Linked DNA regions of Mus musculus: region 1 is linked to region 2. Evidence: chromatin loops called from intact Hi-C (ENCODE). Cell type or tissue: gastrocnemius. All regions are shown on one strand. Each heading gives the region's core, and the rest is flanking DNA. Links, peaks and the distances in the headings are about the cores only. Region 1 holds the start of Gm36460 (a long non-coding RNA gene). Region 2 has its middle 95 kb from the start of Gm36769.

Region 1 (5,385 bases), core at 195-5,194, 450 kb after region 2:
GGTTACATTTGCCACACCACTAACTGTAAGTTTAATAAAGGTGTTAGGTGAATTGAAGTTAATGGAATGTTAATTTTCTTTGCCCTATGATGTAGGCAAAACTGGTAATCCAACAAGGCAGGAACTCTGCCACTGAGCTAACCTGGCCGTGAACATTCCCCTTTAAGGCTTTACTTCCCAAACAGACATGCTGCTGGCATGAGCAGAACGTCTACAGATGCCTCTGTCTCAACAGCTGTGCAACTCCCCTTTCCCCCTTTCTATCAGAATGTATCTTTCCTTCCTTCCTTCCTTCCTAAAAGATGTTTTATTTTGTTTTGTTTTGTTTTGTTTTTGAGATAGGTTCTCTTTAGTATTTGCTGTCCTAGAGCTTGCTATATAGACCGGGTTGGCATTGAACTCACAGAGATCCATCTTCCTCTGCCTCCCAAGTGCTGGGATTAAAAACACTTTCCAGTACCTATGACAACTAGTTCTTTCAACTTTAGTATAATTTCATGTGGACAGATTCCTACTCTGAAAACTCCTTTAATTCAGTTACTTGTAACATATAAGTTCCATAGTTTATACTTTGAGATGGCCTACCATATAACCTCAGCTGGCTTTGAACTCCTAATCCTGTTGCCTATAGCTCCCAAACTGGGACTCTGGGTGTGTGTCTCCAAGCCCAGTTTATATTACAGCTTCCTTAGCTCTTCTCACCCATAATAGCTTATTATCAGGGAGAATCATCAGGTTAGAGTTTGAGCTTGCTCTAACGCTGACTGAAATCACTGGTCACGTGCCAAGCAGTACCCTCGTTCCCACATTTGCTACGTTTGGAGTTTTAGATAATGATCACCTGCATCTCTCATCCTCTTTAATTAGGAAATACTTCAAGTCCCCCAGACAAGTGAGAACCTGAGGAAAGATAAAAATTCAACACGTTTCTGATGGATCTCAGTGGAATGCTTTAATTACAAAGGTGAAACATCTGCTGGATTACCCAAAGCTACTTTTGAGATATTTCACTTGGCACTTGTTTTTAAAAGGCAAATACACGTAGGGGTGAGATGTGGGTTGTCAAGGTATTTACATGAAGGGTGTTTGAGTCCACAGATGAACCACAAGAATTGAATCAAAAATGGTTCTAAAATATGATCAAGAAGAAGAAAGGAAAGAACTTGATTTAAAATAAAAAATTCATGTTTAACCCATTTTAACCTCAATTGTTGATTCAAGGTGGGAAACCAGTTACAGAACTCTAACTCCAGGATGTCAGGCATGGAGGTACAAGTTTGTGAAAGACCTGAGGCAGGAGGATGGCGAGCTGAAGGCCAGCCTGAGCTACAAGGTCAAAGTCTGTCTCAAAAACAAAACACACACACACACATACATATATGTACAAATACACACACAAACACACATATACACAAACACACATACACATACATACACAAACACACATACAAACATACACAAATATACAGACAAACATACACATATTCACACACACAAACATACACATAAACACACACAAACACACACACAAAGACAATAAACGTCAGCAACAATCAGTGTGTGATGAAAGTATTATGTTTTTCTACACTGTCACGGACCAGCAAAGCTTCAAGCAGCTAGATAAAAGCAGACTAAAACAACAGACCAAAAGCTTTTAACTCAAAGGGATGATAAGCCCAGCTGTGCTATAGTTTATCATATATGCTGGTTTTATTTTTAAACTATCAAGTAAACATTATAAATTATGAATTCTACAGAAAATATCAGGGGCCCCTTGGTCATCAGGTTTTGGTTTTTGTTGCTGTTGTTTTGGTTTGGTTGCCTTAGACTTTATAATCCTCCTGCCTCTACCTCCAGAGTCCTGAAATTACAGGCATGCTTGCACCATGCCTGGCTTCTGCTACAGTGCTGACATATACTGAATTATTCATGTTAGACTGCCAGATGTAGTTACACTTAAATTACAAATTATTTTAGTTTTACTAAAATATGGTTTTCTTTTTTTTTAAAGACATAGACTCCACATAGTCCTGGTTGTCCCGGAGCTCACTATGTAGACCAGGCTACCCCTTAACTCCCAGAGGTCCGCCTGCCCCTGCCTCCGAAATGCTGAGATTAAAGGTGTATTCCATCATTCTCAGCCTCACTAAAATATGAAAATCATTAATGTAGGATGGCTTTCCCGAGACTGATTGACTGATTGATTGATTTTGTTTGTTCTTGAGGCAAATCCTTCATATATTCAGTGTTGTTTTCGAACTCACTGTGCAGTTCAGGATGATCTTAAACTTCTGATTGTCCTGCCTCCACCTCCCTCCTCCTGGGGTTTCAGGCATGTTCCACCATGCTTACTTTTCTATTGGGTTTTGAAAGAGTCTTGTTACCTGGCCCCAGCTGGGCTGGTACTCACTAGGCTCCCAGGTTGGCCTTGAGCTTGCCTTTGCCTCCTGCCTCTGCCTCTCAAGTCCTACAGTCACAGTCTCGTCACTGCCCCAGGTATATAAGCACTTCTAGTTCTCTTGATAGTGAGGCGCTCTATGAGACGGAGAACCACTCCAGTGAGGTTTCATTCTAGTGGCTGTGAGTTGGAGGCAAAATCGTGAGCTTGAGCCACAGCTGTGTTAGAAACATCAGAGTTTTGCTAGGTTCTGGACATTCAGACTCTGGAACTCTGGCTAGATGTGACACCCGTGACACTCTTAGATCTGTTCAAGGAATGCTGATAGTTTATCCTCTAGTTCTAAGGGACTTCCAGTTAAGCTCAGTAAGAGTCATGTTCTAAGTTTGTGACTAACAATGGTGTACTTTTATTTTTTTATATTTATGCATTTGTGTGTACATGTGTGAGAATTCCTCCCACTGCACCTTTATTGTGATGAAGAGATAATACAGGGCAGGGGTTACTACTCCCCATCTACCATGCAAATCCTGGGGATTTGATTGGCAGGTTGTTAGGTTGGCAAGCTGGCACCATTACCTGGCAAACCATCTAATCATCTAATCAGGCTAGGGTCTTTTTTCTTTTCTTTTCTTGTTTATAGAGTTGTGTGTGTGTGTATACAATTTATGATATGCATTCATGTGTGTATGGTTGTTTGTGCATGGAAACACATATGTACAGTATGTGGCATGTAAGTGTATGCCCTTATATACAATCTTCAATAGCTGTACTTCCATGTTTGCTTTTTGTTTTGTTTTGTTTTCTGTGGCTTTTGTTGTTGTTGTTTGTTTTGCTTTTGTTTTGGGGTTGTTTTTTGTTTGTTTATTTTTGAGACTGGGTCTCACTGTATCTCTAGTTGACTTGGAACTCACAGAAATCTGCTTCTACCTGCCCTGCCTTGTCTGATGAGTGCTATAATTAAAAGCACCCACCACCAAACCCATCTAGACTTCTCTATGTAGTCCAACCTATCCTCAAATTTCCCATCTGAGGATATACATGTGTTCCTATAGCCAAGCATTAGTATTAACTTTCCTCTTCCTTTTCCTCCTTCTTTTTGACACAAAGTCTTACCAATATGTAAAACACACTATCCTTGAAATTACAAAGATCTGAGCCGGGCGTGGTGGCACACGCCTATAATCCCAGCACTCGGAATGCAGAGGCAGGCAGATTTCTGAGTTCGAGGCCAGTCTGGTTTACAGAGTGAGTTCCAGGACAGCCAGAGCTACACAGAGAAACCCTGTCTCGAAAAACCAAAAAAAAAAAAAAAAAAAAAAAAAAAAAAAAAAAAAAAAAAAGAAAAGAAAAGAAAAGAAAAGAAAAGAAAAAAGAAATTACAAAGATCCAAACCCTTCTGCCTCCCCTCAATGCTGAGAATAAAGACGTGAATGCCTGATGCCTGGTTTTATTTACCAATAAAGCAAAATAATTGAATGGGCTTCTGCTACCAGAGCAAGGAAAACCTCTCCTATACAGACTTAACCAAATCTGGAGATCAACATAGTTAAAACTACCTGGAAAGGGTGTAGCAGAAACTCCCAAATAGGTCCACTGTGAACCACATTGTGTGGGGTCAGGTGTCTCCGTGCATTAAATGACTGGGGCAGAGGATTTGGCTTTTCTTGTGTGTGTGTGTGTGTGTGTGTGTGTGTGTGTGTGTGTGTGTGTGTGTGTGTTGGGGTTATAGAGGGGTGCCTCCTGGGACTGTTTATATTTAACAAGAAAGTGTGTGGGCACTGAAATTTCTCTACACATTAGAGCTCAAGTAAGCATTTAGTCATTTCCCAGAAACATCTGGTGATCAGGAGGGAAAAAACCCCAACAAAACAAAACAAAACAAAAACTAACTTAAAATCTCACTGTTTTGAATACCTCCAAGTGAACAATCTTTTCCACAGGCTCCCCTGTTTTCGGGGCCTTCTGCATGCACTATTTTGTGTGGTTTGTTCCACGTCTCCTCTTGAGTTCTGAAAGTTGCCAGCTGCAAACTCTGACATGTCAGAGGCTCAATTATATTTGCCTCAACGAAGAGAAGGTAAAAACAGAAGCGAGGAGCCAATAAAGGCTATAAACATGTTCCTACTGTTGGTGTGCTGCCGTTTATGGAGAAAACTCACTTTTAAGATTTTAATAAGCTCTCCAACTTCATTTTTTTTTTTTTTTTTTTTGTCCTTGAAACACAAAGCTCAGCTGTTTTGGCATGTTGGAAACTGAAGTTATCTGGAATTTTTAGAAAAGGTAATGTGTGGGTGGGGGCCTAACACCCTGGGCAGGTGGAGAAGTTGAACACTTTTCACAAAATATGATAAAGGAACAGCCCTTGGCTTGGAAGCTTAACGCAAACATCTGAAATGAAAATTCACTGAATAAAATAAGGGAATTGAACTGGCCATTCCAATATCTAAAGATATGAGACAGTTCTGCCACAATTAACAATGGTGTATGTGTGTTCTGTTCCCAGCACCCACATCTGTGGACCCACAACCGCCTGTTCTGATGCTCTCTGGCATCTGTGGGTACTTGTATGTATGTGGTACCCATAAACGCACAGAGACACATAAATAAAACTAATAAATCTTTAAAAATAAAAATTGTGTGTAGTGACGGGGATTGAACCCATAGCCTGTGACTATGGGCAGGGCATCTACTATTTCATTATGTCACTCTGGAGCTATCTATTGTTGAGCTACATCTCAGCTAAATTGTCCCATTTGGCTTCAAATGGCTTTTCTGTCTCTCCCTAAAAAAGTTTAGAGAATTTTTTGGATGTGGTGTTACAAACTTGTCAGGTAGGAATTCAGCCTCAGCTACATAGTAAGTTTGAGGTCTGAGGTCAGCCCAGCCTGGGCTACCTGTCTCAAAACACAAACAGAAAATGTAATGACATCATCTCTCTATATATGTATATTAGAAAAATAAACAACATAAATGTTCCAATAACT
Region 2 (5,385 bases), core at 265-5,264:
ACTGAGCAAGCCAGAGGAAGCAAGCAAGCCAATAAATAACATCCCTCCATGGTCTCTCCATCCACTCCTGCCTTTTACCTTTTTGAGTTCTCGTCCTGACTTCCTTTAGTGATTAACAGCAATGTGGAATTGTATACTGAATAAACCCTTTCCTCTCCAACTTGCTTCTTGCTCATGTTTTGTGCAGGAATAGAACCCCTACTAGGACATTCCTCTCTGCAGCATGCTCCCACCGAGATTTGCTACTGTGACATCAAAGGCTTGGTGACTAAGCAACTATGAAGCAGTCTCTGAAATCATAGGCAGAGTGAGTTTTCGGTGTTTTAAGTTGACCACCTTGGGTATTTTGCCACACGTATGGAAGGCAGACTAATGCAAGGGAGTCAGTGATGCTGACGGACACATTTTAATTAAGTTTGCATCCTGACCTGAAGCGAGTCATGTTAGTCCCTGATCTCCACATGTCTTTTACAGATGGGCACTATATTCAAAATACAATTCCAAAAGCTTAATGATTTCGTGATTGTCTCATCAAAACCTAAGCCAAGTGCAACACTACCTCCAAACACAGAACATTTTTCAAACACGATGTGTAAACTCACAGAAGTAGGGAAATAGAGGCTGTTCCAACTTCATACGTTCATCTGACTCTGTGTGTGTGTGTGTGTGTGTGTGTGAGAGAGAGAGAGAGAGAGAGAGAGAGAGAGAGAGAGAGAGAGAGAGAGAGAATGTGTGTGTTTGAGTGTGTGTGTATGTTTTAATTGAATTTCCATCACTGTATGGCCTTTTTTGTAAACTGTCACAGTGTAACTCATTCCACCCTTGAGGCTATCCCAGTAAAGAGGGTGCTTCCTCCTCATGAAAAAAAAAAAATTCCACAAAACTAAAATTTTTCATGGTATACCAAGTTGTACATGAAAACCCAAAGTTATGCTCTTAATTATGTATGATTCTCTATGAGAAAAGAGTCTGCTGTGAGTCCTGCAGAAAAGTCTCCATGTTCTTGTTAAAAAGAAACATGATGTGAGATGAAAAGAAGGAAGCATCTATTGTATTTAAAGGTCAGCATCAAAAGCGGTTGCCTTTTGGATCAGGACACAGTCCAGTTGGTCTGGGAGTCACTTCAAGGCTGAAAGGGAGGGGCAGCTTTGTAGAAGACATCAGGGCAGTGCTGGGCCTGAGGGGCTGTGCTGCTTGGCAGCTCACAAAACTATGCCTTAAGTTGGTACAGAATGAGCAAAGAAAATGCCTGGTATTCAAGAATTGAATCTTAACTGGGAGTCAGGATTGCACTTTTGATTTTCAAGGGTAGTCCTTTACAAATCACACACACACACACACACACACACACAGAGAGAGAGAGAGAGAGAGAGAGAGAGAGAGAAATAGAGAGAATTGTGGTGTGTATGTATGTGTGTATTTATTGTGGGTTGAATGTGGCTGGACCCTTTTCTTTATCATCTGGTTTTAGCTTCTTATATCCTTAGAAGAGGGAAGAAAAATAATGTGAGTGAAAGAAAATATCATTTAGCCATTTAGCAAGCAACCTCAGCCCTCCACACACACAGCTCTTTAAAACGGTTGCGTCAGAGGAAAGCTAACCTTGGAAGCATGAAGGCTGTAGAAAACTCTGAGCCAAAAGAAGCAGCAATAGGTGTGGTACTGATTCCGTTCACTGTTACTCACCAATAACCTGGTTCAGACCCTTCATGCGTGTGTGAGCCTCTACTGTGAGGTATTCCCAGAGGGCTCAGCCCTAAGGGATCAATCATCTAGATTCACCACACTCGGCGGCTGCTGCCGCTCATTTGGCGTGAAATAGCTGGAGCTTTCAAATGTTGTTTGGTTGGGTCGGGTTTGAAATGACTTTGAAACATCCTTGTTGAAAATTATAACAGAAACTCCAAATCATGGGCTTGTCTCTCAGAAGAAGCCAGTATGGATGTAGAGAGATCCTGGGGTGGAAGTATTCAGAAAATTGACTATAACTGAAAGCAGAAGAAAGGGAGTGAATAAATAATGAAATATAAAGTGAGAAAGGAACAAATTTGAATCCTGCTGACGCAATTTCTTTTCAAAAGATCAAAGCAAGAGAGATAGTAAAAGAGATTTTAAGTGTCAGGAAGGCAGGAAGAATGGTTGCTTATATATGCTGTTAGTTCCCCCAGTTTCTGAATGTTCTGGAATGCCTGTCAATTTCTGCATATAGAGGATGCTCTGAGTGCTTCTTCATCTAACAAGACATCAGGGGGAGATCCCCGTAAATATTGCTCTTACGTTCCTTCCCATTGATAGTTTCCTTAGCACTGACAGTACCTGTGTGATTCCTTCTTCAGCTGCTTGTGAAACCTCTCAGAAAACAGTGATTGACAGGAAGGCCCTGTTTATGAAGATGCTGACCTCAAGGGGGCGCTCAAAGGGAGGAGTGCTGTAGAAGGGTCAAGTTAAGAACCTGACTGGGTTCATAGGAATGGGTTGAGCTTTTTCAATTAAGAAGTCGGTTTCAAAAATAAAAACAAGAACACATTGCTTCTGCACAGCAGAATCTTCCGTTCTTTTTAAAATCATGACTTTTGGAAAATGTCACTGAGCTAGTCTCCTACTACTTAGCAAAGTTGTCCTAAAATTTAAAAATGAAAATAAAACACAACCAAAACCAAACAAACAAAAATAAAAAACACCATAGAGTAGGAGGTATGCATTAAAAATAAGGACCGAAGGGCTACACACAGCCACTGACATTCTTAGATAAAGGTATGCTAGCATCTCTGATGTTGACAAGAATTCCAACAACCGAAATACACCAGTTTGCTCCTGCTCCGGCCACCAGCACTTCTTTCAGGTAATACCTGTCCCACCTCACAGGTTTTTGTTCTTTCTGAAGTCCCTTTGCAAATATTGTTTCAACTTGGAGAAATACATTTTGACCAGTTTTCTAAATCTTCCTGGTTGAGAATTACAAGCTCAGTAGTTACCAATTTTTCATCAGAATAATGGTAGCATTAGTGTCTCTGTCTCTCTCTGTTGCTGTCTCTCTGTCTCTCCCTCTCTCCCTGTCTCTCTCCTTCTCTCCCTCTGTCTCTCTGTCTCTGTCTCTGTCTGTCTGTCTGTCTGTCTGTCTGTCTGTCTGTCTGTCTCTGTCTCTTGCTTTGGCTCTCTCAGATTTGCTTTGCTCCAAGTAAGACAACTTAGAGCAGCCCAAGGCTGTGAGCATGTGCCAGACTGCCCTGGCTCTTGCTTGGGGGCTCAGTCATTTCATTTACTGACTCTAACTCCTCCAACTTAAGATAGGGGAATATCTTAGAGGGAACTCACCTAAGTCCTCCTGAATTATGGGCATGCTGTGTTATCCTTTAAAATCAACAGAGAAGACACTGATGAAACCTGAAAGTATGTCCCCAGGACTAAATGTTAGCCAACATTCCTTTTTCTTAAACTTGAAGAGAACAGGAATTGAACTGAAGTGAGAGCCTCTTTTACAAGCCCCTTGACCAGATCCAAGCAGGGGACCTGCCTTCCTGGTTGCAAATGAGCATTTCAAAGCAAGAGGGATTAAAGGACAGCCACAAGGTAGGCACACTGCCATCCCCCTGAGCTTCCCGGGGTGACAAACTTCTGTTAGCCTCAGAGTGCGAACATAGCAGTCCTCACCAAGGGTAACTGAGAAAATGGGCAAGCAAGGAGTCTAGGAAATGTATACCATCTGTTTATTTGGTACATACTCTGCTAGCTCAAGAACTTTCTTGTTTAGGATTTTTTGTTTGTTTTCAGTTTTGTTTTTGGTTTTGTTTTGTTTTGTTTTTCAATTCAGTAAGTATTGATCTAGTGTCCAGCCCTCACAGGGGTATTAGGCAGGTCTCTTGCCTCCAAGACCGAAGAGGAATGTAGACAGATGCCTGGCTTCTACCCAGCTCCACAGCAATGTTTTATTATGAACACATGTACGTGAGAGCGCTGTGACCCTACTGACCAGAAGCTCCACGCTAAGAACAAAAACCTAATAAAAAGGCCGCCCAGGTATGAGGGATTCCAGACACAGTTAGGGTCCCATGGCAGAGAATTTAAATGGATTTGATCAAAAGTCAAAAGAAGCCCTTTCACGTGCTCTTACTGAGGAACTTGGCGTGCAGACTGTACTTAATTGAGAGGCTTTGCTGGCCAAAGTGTGCTGGCCTCGAGCCCAATCACAGGACCCCTTGGAATAATTAGGAAAGCCATTAGTTCTTGTGCCTAATCCCAAACCACCTTGTCTGAATCTCTCCCTGCTTGGTATAGATCACAGGAGAGGTAGTGCCACACCCCCCTTCACAGCTCCAGGCCGTAAGGCAGACTCCTGCAAATGGAGATAGTCCTTTCCTTTTTTAAACACTTTATAGGTTTCATTAACTTTAAACATCAATAAAGCTCCCTCCTTAAAAAAGAAAAAGAAAGAAAGAGAGAGAGAGAGAGAGAGAGAGAGAGAGAGAGAGAGAGAGAGAGGGAGAGAGAGGGGGAGGGAGGGAGGGAGGGAGGGAGGGAGGGAGGGAGGGAGGGAGGGAGGAAGAAAGGAAAGAAGGAACTTAAGCAATTATAACTAATTTAAATGGTATTATTTTTCCTTAAGTTTCTTTACTTCTTTTTTATGATTTATTGTTTGTTTGTGTGTGTGTGTGTGTGTGTGTGTGTGTGTGTGTGTGTGTGTGTGCATATGTGTGTTAGTATGAATGCAGATGTCCATGTATCTGATACCCAGAAGAGGGTATCGGGTCCCCTGGAATTAGAGCTGTTGATGATTGTGAGCCATGGTGTGGCCCCTGGGCATGAAACCCTGGTCCTCTGGAAAAACAGCCAATGCTCTTAACTATTGAGCCATCTTTCCAGCCCCTCCTTACTTCCCCTTAACATCTTGTTACACACTCAATTTGTATTTTACTGTTTCTGGAGAGTCTAACCAAATACAGTAGCTAGCTGTCTTAAGTAAACTCAGACATCATTTAATCCCTTAAAGAGTTACTCTGTATTTTTATTTTTTAAAGAAAACAACCAAAGTGAGAAAAAAACAAATAAGAGAAAAATCTTTGAAAGCATTTGTTTTTCTTTTCCTATAAATGAGTAAATGTGGATAAATGTAGCCCTACCCCCTGTCACAGGCTGGCTCTCGCATTTCTGTATTGCCATATTGGTTGATCTGGGGAAAATATTTTAGGAGATAACGTGAAAGAAACATAGGAATTGGCTTCTTAAGTAAAATGAACTCATGCCTCAGTAGGCAATCAGTTCTAGCAAAATTTTCAGTGCTAAGGATGGCAACACACTTTTTAAAAAGACTCTGGGGGGATTTCCTTTCTTTTCATTGTTTATTATTTTGGTTTCATTTTTGACTGTATTTTTGTTAGCTGTTTCAAA

The links. Hi-C counts contacts between places; a loop is a spot of excess contacts. Peaks named below come from ENCODE experiments on the same cell type or tissue, not always from the same donor. Only the 100,000 strongest peaks of a DNase experiment are listed, where the experiment ranks them.
Region 1: it touches region 2 in a loop (2.8-fold over the local background); 3 of 42 quality-filtered maps call a loop at or near these places.

Annotation. Positions count from the first base shown.
Region 1 is chr10:56,392,421-56,397,805 of GRCm38, reverse strand. Gm36460 (a long non-coding RNA gene) reads right to left here and starts at 2,668. Exons shown (of 3, transcript XR_871653.2): 1 at 2,385-2,668. In gastrocnemius, for the core only: no CTCF peak of the experiment used is centred there; no DNase peak of the experiment used is centred there.
Region 2 is chr10:56,837,949-56,843,333 of GRCm38, reverse strand. No RefSeq gene overlaps it. Among named protein-coding and RNA genes, the nearest start is that of Gm36769, 95 kb to the left of the region's middle. In gastrocnemius, for the core only: a CTCF peak has its summit at 2,405 (motif pointing right); DNase peaks (open chromatin) are centred at 2,405, 3,589, 3,923 and 4,173.